2 separate regions of the Homo sapiens genome follow, and region 1 is linked to region 2. A link is an interaction called in ENCODE POLR2A ChIA-PET data of the cell type or tissue named here. Cell type or tissue: OCI-LY7. All regions are shown on one strand. Links, peaks and the distances in the headings refer to the core of each region. The heading gives the core; the rest is flanking DNA. Region 1 overlaps NUSAP1 (nucleolar and spindle associated protein 1). Region 2 holds the start of OIP5-AS1 (OIP5 antisense RNA 1).

Evidence for each region. ChIA-PET counts read pairs that join two places held together with the same protein. Peaks named below come from ENCODE experiments on the same cell type or tissue, not always from the same donor. Only the 100,000 strongest peaks of a DNase experiment are listed, where the experiment ranks them.
Region 1: POLR2A ChIA-PET joins it to region 2 with 5 read pairs; 22 of 35 experiments call an interaction of 5 or more read pairs at or near these places.

Annotation. Positions count from the first base shown.
Region 1 is chr15:41,345,656-41,353,879 of GRCh38, forward strand. It overlaps NUSAP1 (nucleolar and spindle associated protein 1), which reads left to right. Exons shown (of 11, transcript NM_016359.5): 3 at 3,443-3,586; 4 at 5,333-5,474. Among named protein-coding and RNA genes, the nearest start is that of NUSAP1, 17 kb to the left of the region's middle. In OCI-LY7, for the core only: no CTCF peak of the experiment used is centred there; no DNase peak of the experiment used is centred there.
Region 2 is chr15:41,280,808-41,289,031 of GRCh38, forward strand. It overlaps OIP5-AS1 (OIP5 antisense RNA 1), which reads left to right and starts at 1,890. Exons shown (of 5, transcript NR_152821.1): 1 at 1,890-1,911; 2 at 5,204-5,293. It overlaps CHP1 (calcineurin like EF-hand protein 1), which reads left to right. Exons shown (of 7, transcript NM_007236.5): 7 at 1-1,080. RefSeq lists enhancers at 2,078-2,819, 4,304-5,043. In OCI-LY7, for the core only: no CTCF peak of the experiment used is centred there; DNase peaks (open chromatin) are centred at 3,084, 3,764, 4,184 and 4,834; H3K4me3 peaks cover 2,652 bases; H3K27ac peaks cover 2,324 bases.

The sequences.
Region 1 (8,224 bases), core at 1,822-5,821, 64 kb after region 2:
ACATGTTTGTCAGGCTGGTCTCAAACTCCCAACCTCAGGTGATCCTCCCACCTCGGCCTCCCAAAGTGCTGGGATTCCAGGGGTGAGCCACCGCATATGCTTACCTATTTTAATCTCCCATCTGCTGAGCTCCTAGTTACTCTCTAGTGTTCTCTGTCTCATTGTCATCATTTCCTCATGTCTTCATCTTATTTTGGACAAGTTCAAAGGTCCATCTGGATGTCTCTTCTTACTACTGTGGCCTCCTTGTCCCTTAATGCTAGTGATCTTTGTTTTTGCTCTTTATCAACCGTCTACTTCTCTGGGCATATCCTAGACCTTACAACACTTGGAACTATTCCACTTCTGTAATATTTTACCTCTGGTTAAGGCCTTTTATTCTTTTTTTTTTTGAGATGGAGTCTTGCCCTGAGTAACTGGGATTACAGATGCACACCACCATGCCCAGCTAATTTTTGTGTTTTTAGTAGAGTGGAGGTTTTACCATGTTGGCCAGACTGGTCTTGAACTCCTGACCTCAAGTGATGTGCCCACCTTGGCCTCCCAAAGTCCTGGGATTATAGGCGTGAGCCACCACACCCAGCCAGTCCTTCTATTCTTTAAGCTTTATTCTTTCATTCCCAACAGATATATTTTATATTTTTTTATATATTTTTTCTTAATTATTTATTTTTGAGATGGGGTCTCACTCTATCACCCAGGCTGGAGTGCAGTGGCATAATCATGGCTTGCTTTTGGCTTGACCTCAAGCAGTCCTCCCACTTCAGCCTCATAAGTAGCTGGAACTGCAGGCACACTCACTACACCTTGTTACTTTTTAAGAAATTTTTTTTGTAGAGACTGGGGTCTCATTATGTTGCCTAGGCTGGGGAACTTTTTAAAAATACGGATGGCTGGGTGCGGTGGCTCAGGCCTGTAATCCCAGCACTTTGGGAGGCCGAGGTGGGTGGATCACGAGGTCAAGAGATCAAAACCATCCTGGCCAAAATGGTGAAACCCCATCTTTACTAAAAATACAAAAATTAGCCGGGTGTGGTGGCACGCACCTGTAGTCCCAGCTACTCGGGAGGCTGAGGCAGGAGAATCGCTTGAACTCAGGAGCCAGAAGTTGCAATGAGCCAAGATTGTGCTATTGCACTCCATCCTGGGCAACAGAGCCAGACCCCGTCTCAAAAATAAATAAATAAATAAATAAATAAATAAATAAATAAATAAATAAATAAATACTGATGTATGGCCAGGCACAGTGGCTCACGCCTGTAATCCCACCACTTTGGGAGGTCAAGGTGGGTGGATCAGCTGAGGTCAGGAGTTCGAGACCAGCCTGGCCAAAATGGTGAAATCCCGTCTCTACTAAAATACAAAAATTAGCTGGGCATGGTGGCATGTACCTGTAATCCCAGCTAGTCATAAGGCTGAGGCAGGAGAATTGCTTGAGCCTGGGAGGCGGAGATTGCAGTGAGCCGAGATTATAGCACTGCACTCCAGCCTGGGCAACAGAACTAGACTCTGTCTCAAAACAAAAAAAATACTGATGATAGGCCTCACTAAACCTCAAGCCAAATAAATAGACTATCAAGGGATGGCCTGTGGCCATAATAGTGAAATTGACTGACTACTAATAGTGAAATAGACATCTGGTAGACTGCCTGTAATCAGTCTACCAGATGTCTCCTACCCTCTAAAATATTGGAAGATTTCTCATTAAGGAAATTAAATAGTTATCAGACAAAGGCTCCTGCCTTTGGGCATTCAAGGAACCACCAGCATAATGGCCTCCTCCCTAACCAAGGAATCCTGCCAAATAACACACATTTCCTGCACACTCAAGCTCCTAATGAGGTTTTTCCTGATTTGCTATGAAATATGAATAGACATGGCCGGGTGCGGTGGCTCACTCCTGTAATCCCAGCACTTTGGGAGGCTGAGGTGGGCGGATCACAAGGTCAACAGATCGAGACCATCCTGGCTAACAGGCGAAACCCCGTCTCTACTAACAACACAAAAGATTAGCCAGGCGTGGTGGCGGGCGCCTGTAGTCCCAACTACTCAAGAGGCTGAGGCAGGAGAATGGCATGAACCCAGGAGGTGGAGCTTGCAGTGAGCCAAGATCATGCCACTGCACTCCAGCCTGGGCAACAGAGTGAGACTCCGTCTCAAAAAAAAAAAAAAAAGAAAGAAAACGGACTGGGCATAGAGGCTCACGTGTGTAATCCCAACATTTTGCGAGGCCAAGGCAGGAGGATGACTTCAGCCTAGGAGTTCACAACCAGCCTGGGCAACATAGTGAGACCCCATTTCTACAAAATTAAAACAATTAGCTTACGTGTGGTAACACATACCTGTGGACCCAGCTGATTGGGAGGCTGAGGTGGGAGGGTCAGTTGAGCTCCAGAAATTGAGGCCGCAGTGAACTTAGATCAAGCCACTGTAATCTAGCCTAGGCAACAGAGCAAGACCTTGTCTCTAAAAAAGAAAGAAAGAAAGAAAAAGATGACCCTAAAGGAAATGAAGATAATACAAAATATAACTCCTGGCTTAGCCTCCTGAGTAACTGGGATTACAGGCACTTGCCACCACGCCTGGCTAATTTTTGTATTTTTAGTAGAGACAGGGTTTCACTGTGTTGGCCAGGCTGGTCTCGAAATCCTGACCTCAGGTGATCCACCAGCCTTGGCCTCCCAAAATGCTGGGGTTACAGGTGTGAGCCACTGGCCCGGCTTAATACATTTTTAATAATTTTAAGTAGAGATGGGGTTTTGCCATGTTGCCCAGGCTGGTCTCAAAGTCCTGGGCTCGAGTGATCCACCTGCCTCAGCTTCCCAAAGTGCTGGGATTACAGGTGTGAACCACTGCACCTGGCCCAATTTCTGTATTTATTCACACTAAAATAACTTTGAATACTTTACTACCCTAATTTATTAATTTGGGTTGCTAAGTGTGATTATTTCTTTTTAAATAATCTATAAGGGTTTGTTTGTTTGTTTGCTTGTTTGTTTTTGAGACGGAGTTTCGTTCTTGTTGCCCAGGCTGGAGTGCAATGGCGCCATCTTGGCTCACTGCAACCTCCCCTTGCCGGGTCAAGTGATTATCCTGCCTCAGCCTTCCAAGTAGCTGGGATTACAGGCATGCACCACCATGCCCGGGTAATTTTCTATTTTTAGTAGAGATGGAGTTTCACTATGTCAACCAGGCTGGTCTCGCTAACCTCAGGTGATCCACTCGCCTCGGTCTCCCAAAGTGCTGGGATTACAGGCGTGAGCCACTGTGCCTGGCCTAAATACTCTATAATTCTTGTCTTTGCCTACAATTTACCGCTAGAGAGTTTTAAATTTTTTCTTTTGCATATGTAATATGTTTTTTATTCTGTCTCAATTCTGATTCTTCCTGAGCATTATAACTGTAGACATAGCACATAGCAGATTAATACCTCTCTTTTCAGGATGAAAGTCAAACTTCTGCATCCTCTTGTGATGAGACTGAGATACAGATCAGCAACCAGGAAGAAGCTGAGAGACAGCCACTTGGCCATGTCACCAAAACAAGGAGAAGGTGCAAGACTGTCCGTGTGGACCCTGACTCACAGGTGAATGGAAATATACAAACTGAAAATAAACCACCTATGCCAAAATTGGCATACTTTTATGGAGATTTCTTTTTAAATTCCCATGTGATGTCATGTGTTTGTAAGGTTACTGTGTGCTGTAAGCTCCATGAAAGCCCAGACCCAAGTCCAGCTGCTCATCACTGCATCCCAGGGCTTGGGCCTCAGGAAGCACTTTTTAAGTATTAAGCTCACATTAAATATTTGTTGTATAAATATGAACATTCATTGAGTGTTCACTTAAGTGAGGTGTAGTAGGTAGGAAGGAAAGAGAAACAAGCATTAAATGTGTTTTTTGTTGTTTTTTCGTTTGTTTAAATTCTCCTTCCTACCTTGTCCCTGGCCTGGTGATCACCCTGTACTTAGTCTTTCAGCAGTGTGATCACATGATTAGCAAGGGGCTTCCCTCGCTTGCTTTCCGTAGACTCTGGTTTTATTCTTTTATCTTATCCTTTTATTCAAATGTAATTTTTACAAAGCACAGTCTTTTTTTTCTTTTTTCTTTTCTTTTTTTTTTTTTTTTTGAGACAGAGTTTCACTCTTGTTGCCCAGTATGGAGTGTGATGGCACCATCTCAGCTTACTGCAACCTCCACCTCTCAGGTTCAAGCAATTCTCCTGCCTCTGCCTCCTGAGTAGCTGAGATTACAGGTGGCCACCACCACGCCCAACTAATTTTTGTATTTTTAGTAGAGACGAGATTTCACCATGTTGGCTGGGCTAATCTTGAACTCCTGACCTCTGGTGCTCTACCCACCTCGGCCTCCCAAAGTGCTAGGATTACAGGTGTGAGCCACCATGCCCAGCCCTGAAACACAGTCTTAATTTTCTTTTCTATGTTCATATTGTTGCAGTAAACTGAGGAACGGAGAGACTAATACGGAGTACAGGAGGATTTGTTTATTTTAGGCACGCACCGGCTCGGAGGATTCACATCTAAAAGCTGAGCCTTGAACAAAGACTGAGCGGGTTTTTATAAGTGGCTTTACAGAAGCAAAATAAAAGCAATTAATCATACAGTAACAGGTTACATAATCTATAGCGTAACATAACTTGTGACTTAGCCAGTGGCCTTGTAGCTGCATTAAAAGAAAAACAAGAACTGGCTAAATACAGACATTTGTAAAACATAATCATGCTAATCATGCTTAAGAAGCCCGGGAAAAGAGTAACATTAAAAGAACTTGTATTTCTCTTTTTTTTTTCTTTCAACCTTGCTCTGGAACCAGGGGTCGGGGGGAGGGTGGTGTCTGGAGCTTATTCCTTTGGCCTTGGCTATTTGGACAGCGTTATCTTCTAACTGTCTTCAAAGTGAGCTACTAGGCAGAGGAAAACTTGTTCTTTTCTTTTTAACTCTTGCCTTGCCACATTCTGGGCCTTAGTTTTTACTTTTCTTGGAGTGAATAAATGCAGTACTTATTATTATTTAAATTTCTGCCTCAATGTAGTCACTTGCTCAGTAGACTGTCTAGGTTTCTTCATTTGTCCTTGCTAACAGAGCTAATCTTGCCATTTCTATTTTCCTCTTAATGTGCCCTAGTATCTCCTGTTCTCAAATTTACATTCTCGTGACAGTTGATAAGGCAGAGAACCAAATCTGCCACCAAAAATCTCATTCTCCTACTTTTCTTCCTTTAACCCCTTTTCCCCCTCACTTTGGTACTTATCTTTGGAAGGCAGCAATTCTTATTTATCATCGAAATCTTTTATTTCCTTTTTAAATTTGTAGCAGAATCATTCAGAGATAAAAATAAGTAATCCCACTGAATTCCAGAATCATGAAAAGCAGGAAAGCCAGGATCTCAGAGCTACTGCAAAAGTTCCTTCTCCACCAGACGAGCACCAAGAAGCTGAGAATGCTGTTTCCTCAGGTAAACGTGGAATAAATGGTATGTCAAGTAACTTTAAAAACCAAAATTGCTAGAAGTAGCCAGGTACATTAATTTCCTAGGACTGTTGTGACAAAGCACCACAACTGGGCAGCTTAGAACAACAGAAATTTACTCTTTCATAGTTCTAGAGGCTGGAAGTCCAAAATCAATGTGTCAGCAGGACCATGCTTCTCTGAGACTCTGGGTGGACTCCTTCCTTGCCTCTGACTACTTTGCGATGGCTGTCGACGCTTGGTGTTCCTTGGCTTGCAGCTGCATCATTACCAGTCTCTGGCTCTGACAGCGCATGACATTCTCTCTCTATGTCTTCTTAATAGGACAGCAGTCATATTGGATTAGGATCCACCCAAATAGGCCAAGCATAGTGGCTGGTGCCTATAATCCCATTACTTTGGGAAGCCAAGTCAGGAGGATTGCTTGAGCCTAGGAGTTCAGGACCAGCCTGGGCAACATGGTGAGACCCTGTCTCTACAAAAAGTCAAAAGAATCAGCCAGCCATGATGGTGCACACCTGTGGTCCCAGCTACTCAGGAGGCTGAGGTGAAAGGGTTGCTTGAACCCAGGAGGTTAAGGCTGCAGTGGGCCATCTTCATACCACTTCACCCCAGCATGGACAGAGTGAGACCCTATCTCAAAAAATTAAAAGAACATCCAAATGATGTCATTTTAACCTTAATACATCTGAAAAAAAATTCCCATATCTAAATAAGGTCATATGACAGGTACCAGTGGTTAGGACTTCAACATATCTTTTAGGGGGCCACAATTCAACCCATAGCACCATGTTATAGAATTTCTTTTTTTTTTTTTTAGACAGAGTCTTGCTGTGTTGCCCAGGCTGGAGTTGCAATGGTACGATCTTGGCTCACTACAACCTCCACCTCCTGGGTTCAAGCGATTCTCCAGCCTCAGCCTCCCAAGTAGCTGGGATTACAGGCTCGTGCCACCAGGCCCAGCTAATTTTTGTATTTTTAATAGAGACGGGGTTTCACCATGTTGGCCAGGCTTGTCTCGAACTCCTGACCTCGTGATCCACCCACCTCAGCCTCCCAAAGTGCTGAGATTACAGGCGTGAGCCACCGCACCCGGCCTTCCTTTCGCTTTCTTTTGCCTACTAAACCTCTGCTCTTAAAAAATAAAAAATAATAATAAATAAATGAAAATAAAATATCTCAGTATTAGTTTCACCTGGGCAAATCTGCTAGGGCCCTGAGCCTTGCCAGAGGAGGAGTTAGAGAGACTGAGAGAGGATAATTCATTCCAGTATCCACCAAGCAGTTAAATCTGGAATTTCTAATCCTGAGCCTTCTCATTTTCCCTAAAACTTTGAGTGTCATACTGAATCTAGAAAATTACAGGATTCCTTGGGTCTGAGATGGGCTTGGGAATCTTCAGTTTTTAACAAGTCTCCCAGGTAATTTTTAATTTTTATTTATTTATTTATTTATTTATTTTTGAGACAGGGTCTTGCTCTGTTGCCCAGGCTAGAGCACAGTGGCACGATCTCAGCTCACTGCAGCCTCAGCCTCCTGAGTACCTGGGACTATAGGCATGCACCACCACGCCCGGCTAATTTTTGTATTTTTAGTAGAGACAGGGTTTCACCATGTTGCCCAGGCTGGTCTCAAACTGCTGAGCTCAAGTAATCTGCCCACTTCAGCCTCCTAAAGTGCTGGGATTACAGGTGTGAGTCACCATGCCCAGCCAGCATTTTTTAATACAGGCCAGTTTTTTGTCCTCTGAGTTGGTTTGTCTAATATGTCCTCATGCTTAGAATCAGACTATGGGCTGTTGGCAGGAATCCCAAAGAGCAATGCTGTTGCTTCCTCAGTAAGCACCCTAGGAGGCACAAGTGCTGGTTTTTCCTATGGCTAGTCACGTTAACTTCCATCAGTTAGTTATGGTGGTGTCTGCTAGGTTGTTTCTTTGTGAAGTTACTCTTTTACCACTTGGAATTAGTAAGTATCCTGTGGAGAGTTACTCTACATAAATATCCTTTCTTTGTTTTGTTTTGTTTTGAGACAGAGTCTCTCTCTGTTGCCCAGGCGGGAGTACAGTGACAGGATCTCGGCTCATTGCAACCTTTGCCTCCCAGTCTCAAGCAATTCCACTGCCTCAACCTCCCAAGTAGCTGGGATTACATGTGTGCACCACCATGTTTTTGTTTTTTCAGTAGAGACAGGGTTTCACCATGTTGGCCAGACTGGTCTCGAACTCCTAATCTCAGGTGATCGGCCCACTTCGGCCTCCCAAAGTGCCAGGATTACAGGCGTGAGCCACCAAACCCTGCCAAATATCCTGTTTCTCATGAAACTTTCACCTTCTGGTTTTATAGCCAAAGTCTAAGCAGAAGCCCCTGCGACCATTCCAACACTGACAGAACATTCCTCTGCCTTGTTTTACGGATACATTGGGGAAACTTAAGGATGAGAACTTTAGAAATGGTATTTCTTGGAAACCCACTTGCTTGTAAATCAGTGGTTGAAAGAAAAGAAAAAAATAATTAAAAAGAGATGAAAGCTCATTGCATATTTTTAAAATAGATTGCCTGAAGTTGAAAAAGATGTAAGATTGAGGCTTTCTTATATTTGTAAGATTAGACTCATAGCTCTATAGCATATTATACGGGGCCCTTTATGGTTTAACCCGCTACCTGTCCTATTCTCAACGTCCTCCACTCCCTCTTATGCACCCTACACTTCAGCAATTTCAGCCTACCTCAGTTTCTC
Region 2 (8,224 bases), core at 2,630-6,629:
GCCCCAGTCCAAAATATTTAAAGATTGTTTCCTTAGTGTCTTGAAGTTTTGCACAAAATTCTTTTTTTTGAGATGGAGTCTCACTCTGTCACCCAGGCTGGAGTGCAGTGGCGTGATCTTGGCTCACTGCAACCTCTGCCTCCTGGGTTCAAGCAATTCTCCCACCTCAGCCTCCCAAGTAGCTGGGATTACAGACGTGTGCCACCATACCTGGGTAATTTTTGCATTTTTAGTGGAGAGGGAGTTTCACCATGTTGGCCAGGTTGGTCTTGAACTCCTGACCTCAGGTGATCCTCCTGCCTCGGCCTCCCAAAGTGCTGGGATTACAGGCATGAGCCACCGTGCTCAGCCGCAAAATTCTTTATGAATTTTACACTTGGCAAATGTTAATGACGGAAGCCATAGTCTGCTCCTAATACATGTCCAAAGCATTGACTGTTGTGTCATTAGCTGCCTGGTTACATTAGCTCCCTGGCTTCTTGTTTAGACCACTGCTAATCCCTTAAAAACAAGAGGTCTGGCACTAGTAGCACAACCTAAGGTGGCATTACAGATCTTTGAGCGAGCCACAGCAACTTTTCTGCCAAGTCAGCTTAGTTTAGACTTCAGTGAATCAGGCTATTGCTATCCTAATGTATGTCTCTATGAGTGTATTTAGCCACACATCTGCCCTTGGTTGACTTTCTGACTCATTGCTTGCTTGCTTGTTTCCTTGCTTTGGAAAACTATTGAAGATTGCTAAAAAATACCACTGCAAAGTGATGGAAAAGGGTGGAGAACAGGGGAGTAGCCAGGCTGGATGGCTCAAATATAAATGAATGAGGAATTCTTTATGAAGTATCAGTCAGATTTTATGATTAAGTGATGTAATATAGGAATTATGTAAAAGGGAAGAATGTCTGATACTGATCTATTAGAGAGGTACTTTAGAGGCTTCTTGATTGGCATAAAGTTCCTAAGGTTATAGATTTTCCCCCCTTTTGGCTGTATAGCAAAGTGTTTTAATCCACGGTTGTGCCTTATTGTTCCATTAAAATTGTATCTTCGATCCATCAATAAATACTTGTGGTTGAAACAAAATAACTTTTGTCCATTTTACAAGAATTTTATGTAACTTAGTCCCTTCAAGTTTGAAATCACAGTGTCTCCCTTACTCAAGTTTATGTCTGTACGGTCAGCTGCAGTCTACTCTGCTGCTGCCTGGATATATGAAGTGGAAACATTCATCGAGGGGCCAGCACTTTTGGCTTCGACATGGTTTTGTCAGCCGTGGCCACTTCCCATTCATTCCAGCTAAGACGCAATTTCTATTCTTGACTCCCTGACTCCTTAAATGTAGAAAAAGCCTAAAAATCCAGTATATGTCCATTCCTTAAATTGCCCACCTCCTCATTCATGTGCAGCCTCAGCGGTGACATACTCTGGTTTTACATGGCTTTTTCTTTGCATTTCTTTTTTGAGATGGAGTCTCACTCTTGCCCAGGCTGGAGTGTAATGGCACAGTCTTGGCTCACTGCAACCTCCGCCTCCCAGGTTCAAGCAATTCTCCTGCCTCAGCCTCCTGAGTAGCTGGGATTACAGGCACGTGCCACCACACCTGGCTAATTTTTGTATTTTTGGTAGAGATTGGGGTTTCACCATGTTGGCCAGGCTGGTCTTGAACTCCTGACCTCAGCTGATCCACCCGCCTCAGCCTCCCAAAGTGCTGGGATTACAGCCACCGTGCCAGGCCAGGAATCTGCATTTCTAAGAATCCACCCAGATGACAGCCCTCTTGGTGTTTGGCAAGCACAGTGGACCTACACTGCCTACGCTGGGCCTCGCTTGTCATAACCCCGAAGAGGAGCCACCCCACGTATACCCTCCCTGCTGTCACGTGTCCGTGTGAAGAGACCACCAAACAGGCTTTGTGTGAACAACAAGCCTGTTTATTTCACCTGGGTGCAGGTGGGATGAGTCGGAAAAGAGAGTTCAGCAAAGGGTGGTGGATTATCATTAGTTCTTACAGGTTTTGGGATAGGCGGTGGAGTTAGGAGCAATGTTTTGTGGGCAGGGGGTGGATCTCACAAAGTACATTCTCAAGGGTGGGGAGAATTACAAAGAACCTTCTTAAGGGTGGGGAGATTACAAAGTACATTGATCAGTTAGGGTGGGGCAGAAACAAATCACAATGGTGAATGTCATCAGTTAAGGCTATTTTCACTTCTTTGTGGATCTTCAGTTGCTTCAGGCCATCTGGATGTATACGTGCAGGTCACAGGGGATATGATGGCTTAGCTTGGGCTCAGAGGCCTGACACCTGCCCCTCTGGGAAATGATGCAGAAGAAAGGATGCCCTACAGTTGGGTGTAGCAAACAACAAAACTGCCAGTTACAGCAGGTTTCCTCTATGCAGGAGGGCCTTCAGAAAAGTGACGAATCCTTCTCTCCTGTATTGACCAAAGCTGTAAACAGCCGGACAACGTTTGGGCCCTTTAAGAGTCAAAGACAGAGACAAACTGGAAGCATTAAATTTTTTCCCTAGGTGTTGTGCTACCCCTGGATTAAAAGCCTGGGCGCGGTGGCTCATGCCTGTAATCCCAGCACTTCGGGAGACCGAGGCGGGTGGATCACCTGAGGTCAGGAGTTCGACACCAGTCTGGCCAACGTAGTGAAATCTCGTCTCTACTAAAAATACAAAAATTAGCTGGGTGTGGTGGCATGCGCCTGTAGTCCCAGCTACTTGAGGGGCTGAGGCAGGAGAATCGTTTAAACCCGGGAGGCGGAGGTTGCAGTGAGTCAAGATCGCGCCACTGCACTCCAGCTTGGGCGACAGTGAGAGACTCTGTCTCAAAAAACAAAACAAAACAAAAACCCTCGGGCCTGAGAATGAAATTATTAGTACTACAGTTTAACCTAACAGTGGCTTAAAATAGTCACGCGGCCTAGCCACACTATCTTACCACGTGGTACAGCTTCTACGGCGGAAATTTTACATTCTTAATAATTGAATTACAAAAGCATTTCTCCCTGTTACCTCAATTCTGGGACCCAATCCGGATCGAAAGAGTGGGGCGAGTGCTATTGATTGACGTGCATTCCAACCAACCTACGACGCAAGGAGAGCGCGCGCGAGCAAGACGATGCCCAATAAACACTCAGCCCCAGCGGCGGGGGCGGGGCTTGTGGGAACGGCCCACCGCAGGGTTGGCCACCTTGAGAAGCTGCGAAGATGGCGGAGTAAGGCGTGCCGCTGCAAACTGGCCTCTGGGCCGGGGGCGAGCAGCCCCCGGGAGGCCGAGTGCATCTGTTGGACCGTGCGAGGTGAGCCGAGAAGGCCAGTGACGGTGGGACGAGCAGGCGCCGAGGAGGTGGCGTGGCCCAGACGGGCCGGGTACGGAAGCGCGCAGGAACCTGCGAGTTGCGGGCAGCCGGCCTCGGCCTCGGCTGGGCGGGGGTTCCAACCTCGGCGGCTCCAGGGCAGCCGTCACCCGCCTTCTGGGTGTGTTGCACGGCCCACCCCTCAGCCCGTCTCGGTCCTTCCCAGTGCCGTGCCTTTAGCCACCTTTGTGCTTTCTGCTTGCACCCACACGGGGCTGTATCTGGCAGCCGCTGCTTCTGCCATCGATTTATTTTTCGAAGAATATCTTTGTTTTATTGATTTACTTATACCCCTCGCCTTAGGACTTCGTTCCCCCTCTTTGCCCGTCAGCGGTATCAGTTGAGGCCTGTTGTGGCTCTGAGTATTTTGTGTCCCCAGCCCGTTGACCTTGAGACTTGTAACAGGTTTCCCTTGGGAATTGCATTCGGGTGTGTTTATCGCGGACACCCTGGTGCAACTTTTACTAAAGCCGTCCGCTCCCACTCCCACCTCCCAAACTTTTATGATCTGAGTAAGCGGTTCTGGCACTGATGTCCTGATAACGTTCTAATGGCGCATTAATTTTGGCTGATGCCAGGGTCTTGATAGAATTCACCGTTTTTGGTTTCCGACCCAGAAGTACAGGAGTTCAGTGTACAATATTGTTTTTATAGAGACAGAATGATAGGGAAATGTTATTAGAACGTAGTTTGTGTAAAGTGGTGGGGTTGCACAGTGTCAACACTGAGGCATTTGGTATTCTGTTCTCCTTTAACCGAACGGGTTGTCTCTTTTGGTAATTTGGATTGTTGTAACCTTACCCTCATCCGGTCTCTCAGGTAAGATTCTAGGAAAGTTCCTGTTACTAGGTTTCTGAATTGGTGTGGCCTGTTTAAAACTGGCACATTAGTTAAGTTCCAACGGACACACCATTAGACAAATGAATGTTTTTGGGTATGCTCTTTGTTGGCCCTGGATTTGCTAGAGCTGAAAAATAATACAGAAGGACTTTTATATGAGACCTTTTTTGTCGCTCTGTCAGTTTATTTTTTGTTTTTTTGTCTTTGTCTCATCCAGGAGAAGAAAAAAAATATCGGCCAGAGGAGAGGAACTAACCGAACATTCTTCCTCCCTACCTTATAGAGGGGAGTGGTCATCTACACTAAAGCAAAGTGTTAGGCGCGTCCGTGCGAAGAGACCACCAAACAGGCTTTGTGTGAGTAATAAAGCTATTTATTTCACCTGGGTGCAGGCGGGCTGAGTCCAAAAAGGAGTCAGCAAAGGGAGTTAGGGGTGGGCAGTTTTATAGGATTTGGGTAGGTAGTGGAAAATTACAGTCAAAGGGGGTTGTGTTCTTGCGGGCAGGGGTGGGGGTCACAAGGTGCTCAGTGGGGGTGCTTCTGAGCCAGGAGATGGAATTTCACAAGGTAATGTCATCAGTCAAGGCAGGAACTGGCCATTTTCACTTCTTTTGTGATTCTTCTGTTGCTTCAGACCATCTGGATATATACGTGCAGGCTTGGGCTCAGAGGCCTGACACAAAGGTCTTAAGTAGGGGTCCATAAACTACTGGAAATTTTATGCACAATTATACATTTTTGTGGGAAGAAGAAGGTCCATAGTATCAGATTCTCAAAGAGGACACTGTTTCATAAAAGCTTGAGAACCACTGCTCCAAGACTTGACATCTTTTTAAAATTAATGCCAGTGCAGGTAGAGAGTAACTGCTTTCTTACTGTTCCTTTTGAATAGTTTATGATATTGATTTTTTTTTAACAATAGCTTGTCTGTTTGAGTAATATTGTATACTAAAATTACTAGCACCAGTGAGGGCCATATCCTTAATGTTCTTTTTCTTTTTAGGTTCCTTATCACAGGAAGAAAATTTTCCTTGACCTTTAGGTGCTTTTATATTCATCTCAAAAACAAAATTCTGAACTCAGGACTTGGCAAGTAAGTAATTGTGGGCTAATCGTTCCAAATACTGTTTAAGTAGCTTGAAAACAGGTACATAGAAGTGGAACAATAAGCCGTTAGCTTCAGCAGAAGACGAACATGAAAAATGACTGTAAGCTATTGAAATTTAAGTTAAATCTTTTATTTTTCAACAAAAGAAATGTATTAAATAAAAAGGAGTAATCTTGATCATTTGCTCAAACTACCAATAATTTTCACTGTCTAAAGAAAACAGACACATATTTAATTAGATTGAAGGAAATCAAATGATTAAAAAATAGGCCTGGCCCGGTGGCTCACGCCTGTAATCCCAGCAGTTTGGGAGGCCGAGGTGGGCAGATACTTGAGGTCAGGAGTTTGAGACCAGCCTGGGCAACATGGGGGAACCCTATCTCTACAAAAAATACAAAAATTAAGCAGGTGTGGTGGCACGCGCCTGTAATCCCAGCTACTTGGGAGACTGAGGCAGGAGAATTGCTTGAACTTGGGAGGCGGAGGCTGCAGCGAGCCGAGATTGCGCCACTGCGCTCCATCCTGGGCCACAGAGACAGACTCCATCTCACCCAAAAATAACGATTAAAAAAAAATGTTACTGGGTGGTTTTATTTAAATAAATTTTGTGTATATTTCAGGTATACAACATGATGTTTTGGGATGCATATAGATAGTAAAAAGGTTTCTACAGTGAAGTAAATTAACATCCATTGTCTCACATAGCTATTTTGTTTTTGTGGCAACAGCTAAAATCTCATTTAGCATGGATCCTGTTTACAGTATAATTTTATTACCTATAGTTGTCATGTTGTACATTAGATCGTTAGACTTGTTCAGCCTACGTACCTGTTCCTTTATATTCTCTGACCTATATCTCTTCCTTTACTAACTCCCACATCACTGTTTTGTTCTCTAACTCTGTATATTTGATTTTTTAAAAAAATTTCACATGTAAATGAGATTGTGCAATGTTTTTCTTTCAGTCCTCCTGACTCATCTATGCTGTGACAAATGGCAAAATATTTTGTTTTTTTTTTTTTTTGAGACAGTCTTGCTGTCTTAGCACTTGCTCTGTCACTGCACTCAGGCTGGAGTGCAGTGGTGCTATCTCAGCTCACTGCAACCTCTGCCTCCCTAATTCAAGCGATTCTTTTGCCTCTGCCTCCCAAGTAGCCAGGATTACAGGTGTGCGCCACCACGCCTGGTTAATTTTTATATTTTTTTAGTAGAGACAGGATTTCACCATTTTGGCCAGGCTGGTCTCAAACTCTTGACTTAATCCCAAAGTGCTGGGATTACAGGCATATGCCACTGCGCCTGGCCAAGATCTCATTCTTTTTTAGGGCTGAGTAACATATGCCATCATATATATGCACTGTAGTTTCTACAGTTTATCCATTCATCCATTGATGATGGACAGTTAGGTTTTTTCTGTATCTTGGCTATTGTGAATAATGTTCCACTGAACATAGGAGTGCAGACATCTTTATGAAGTGATTTCATGTTTTTTGGTTATATGCCCAGAAGAGGGAGTGCTGGGTTATGTGGTGGTTCCATTTTTAATTTCTTTAGAAACCTCCCAGCTGGGCGCGGTGGCTCATGCCTGTAATCCTGGCTACTCAGGAGGCTGTGGCAGGAGTATCGCTTGAACCTGGGAGGCGGAGGTTGCCATGAGCCAAGATCGCGCCACTGCACTCCAGCCTGGGCTACAGAGTGAGATTCCGTCTCAAAAAAAAATTTCCATACTGTTTTTCCATAGTGGCTGTTCTGATCTACACTCCCGCGAACAGTTAATAATAATTCATTCTTCTCTTAAACGAGGCAAATTTTGGAATATATTTATTTAATTTTTTTTTTGAGACAGAGTTTTGCTCTTGTCGCCCAGGCTGAAGTGCAATGGCGCAATCTCAGCTCACTGCAACCTCCGCCTCCCGGGTTCAAGCGATTCTCCTGCCTCAGCCTCCTGAGTAGCTGACATTATAGGCACCTGCCACCACGCCCAGCTAATTTTTGTATTTTTAGTAGAGATGGGGTTTCACCATATTGGGCAGGCTCGTCTTGAACTCCTGACCTCGTGATCCGCCCACCTTAGCCTCCCAAAATGCTGAGATTGGAGGTGTGAGCCACCGCGCCTGGCCAGTGTGTCCTTTCTTAATTGACAGTGACATTATATCTGCAAAATAGGCTTCATACCTACTGTGTTAGTTTTAGTTTCCTAGGCCTGCTGTAACAAAGCACCACAAATTGGGTAGCTTAGAATAACAGAAATTGTTTGATAGTTATAAATAAAGGTCAGATGTCTAAAACCAAAGTGTTGGCAGGGCCGTCCCTCTGAAGGCACTGAAAAAAAAATTTCCAGTCCTTCTAATTTCTTGTGGTTCCTTAACTTGTGGCAGCATAACTCCAGTCTTCACATGAAGTTCTTCCTGTGTGTGTATCTGAGTCCTAATATAAGGAGACTAGTCATATTGGATTGGGGTCCATCCTGCTCTGTTAATGACCTCATCTTAGCTGCTGACATCTGTAATGACTCTATTACCAAATAAGGTCACAGTATGAGGTAGTAGGGGCTAGGACTTTTAACATACGAATATTGGGAGGACACAGTTCAACCCATTAACACCTACTTATACCTTGATTAATTATATGAAAACCATTCAGTGTACAACTGCTTCAAGGATTGAAACCTTGTATGTAGTCCCAGCTACTCTGGAAACTGAGGTAGTAGGATTGCTTGAGGCCTGAAGTTCAAGGCTGCAGTATGCTGATTGTGCCTGTGAATAGCCACTGCACCCCAGCTTGGGCAGCATCAGAATTATAGAGACAGAAAGTAGAATGATGGTTGCCAGGGGTTGCAGGAAGGGCAGCGAGAGGGAATTACTGTGTAATGTGTACAAGGTTTCAGTTTGGGAAGAAGAAATGAGTCCTGGAGAT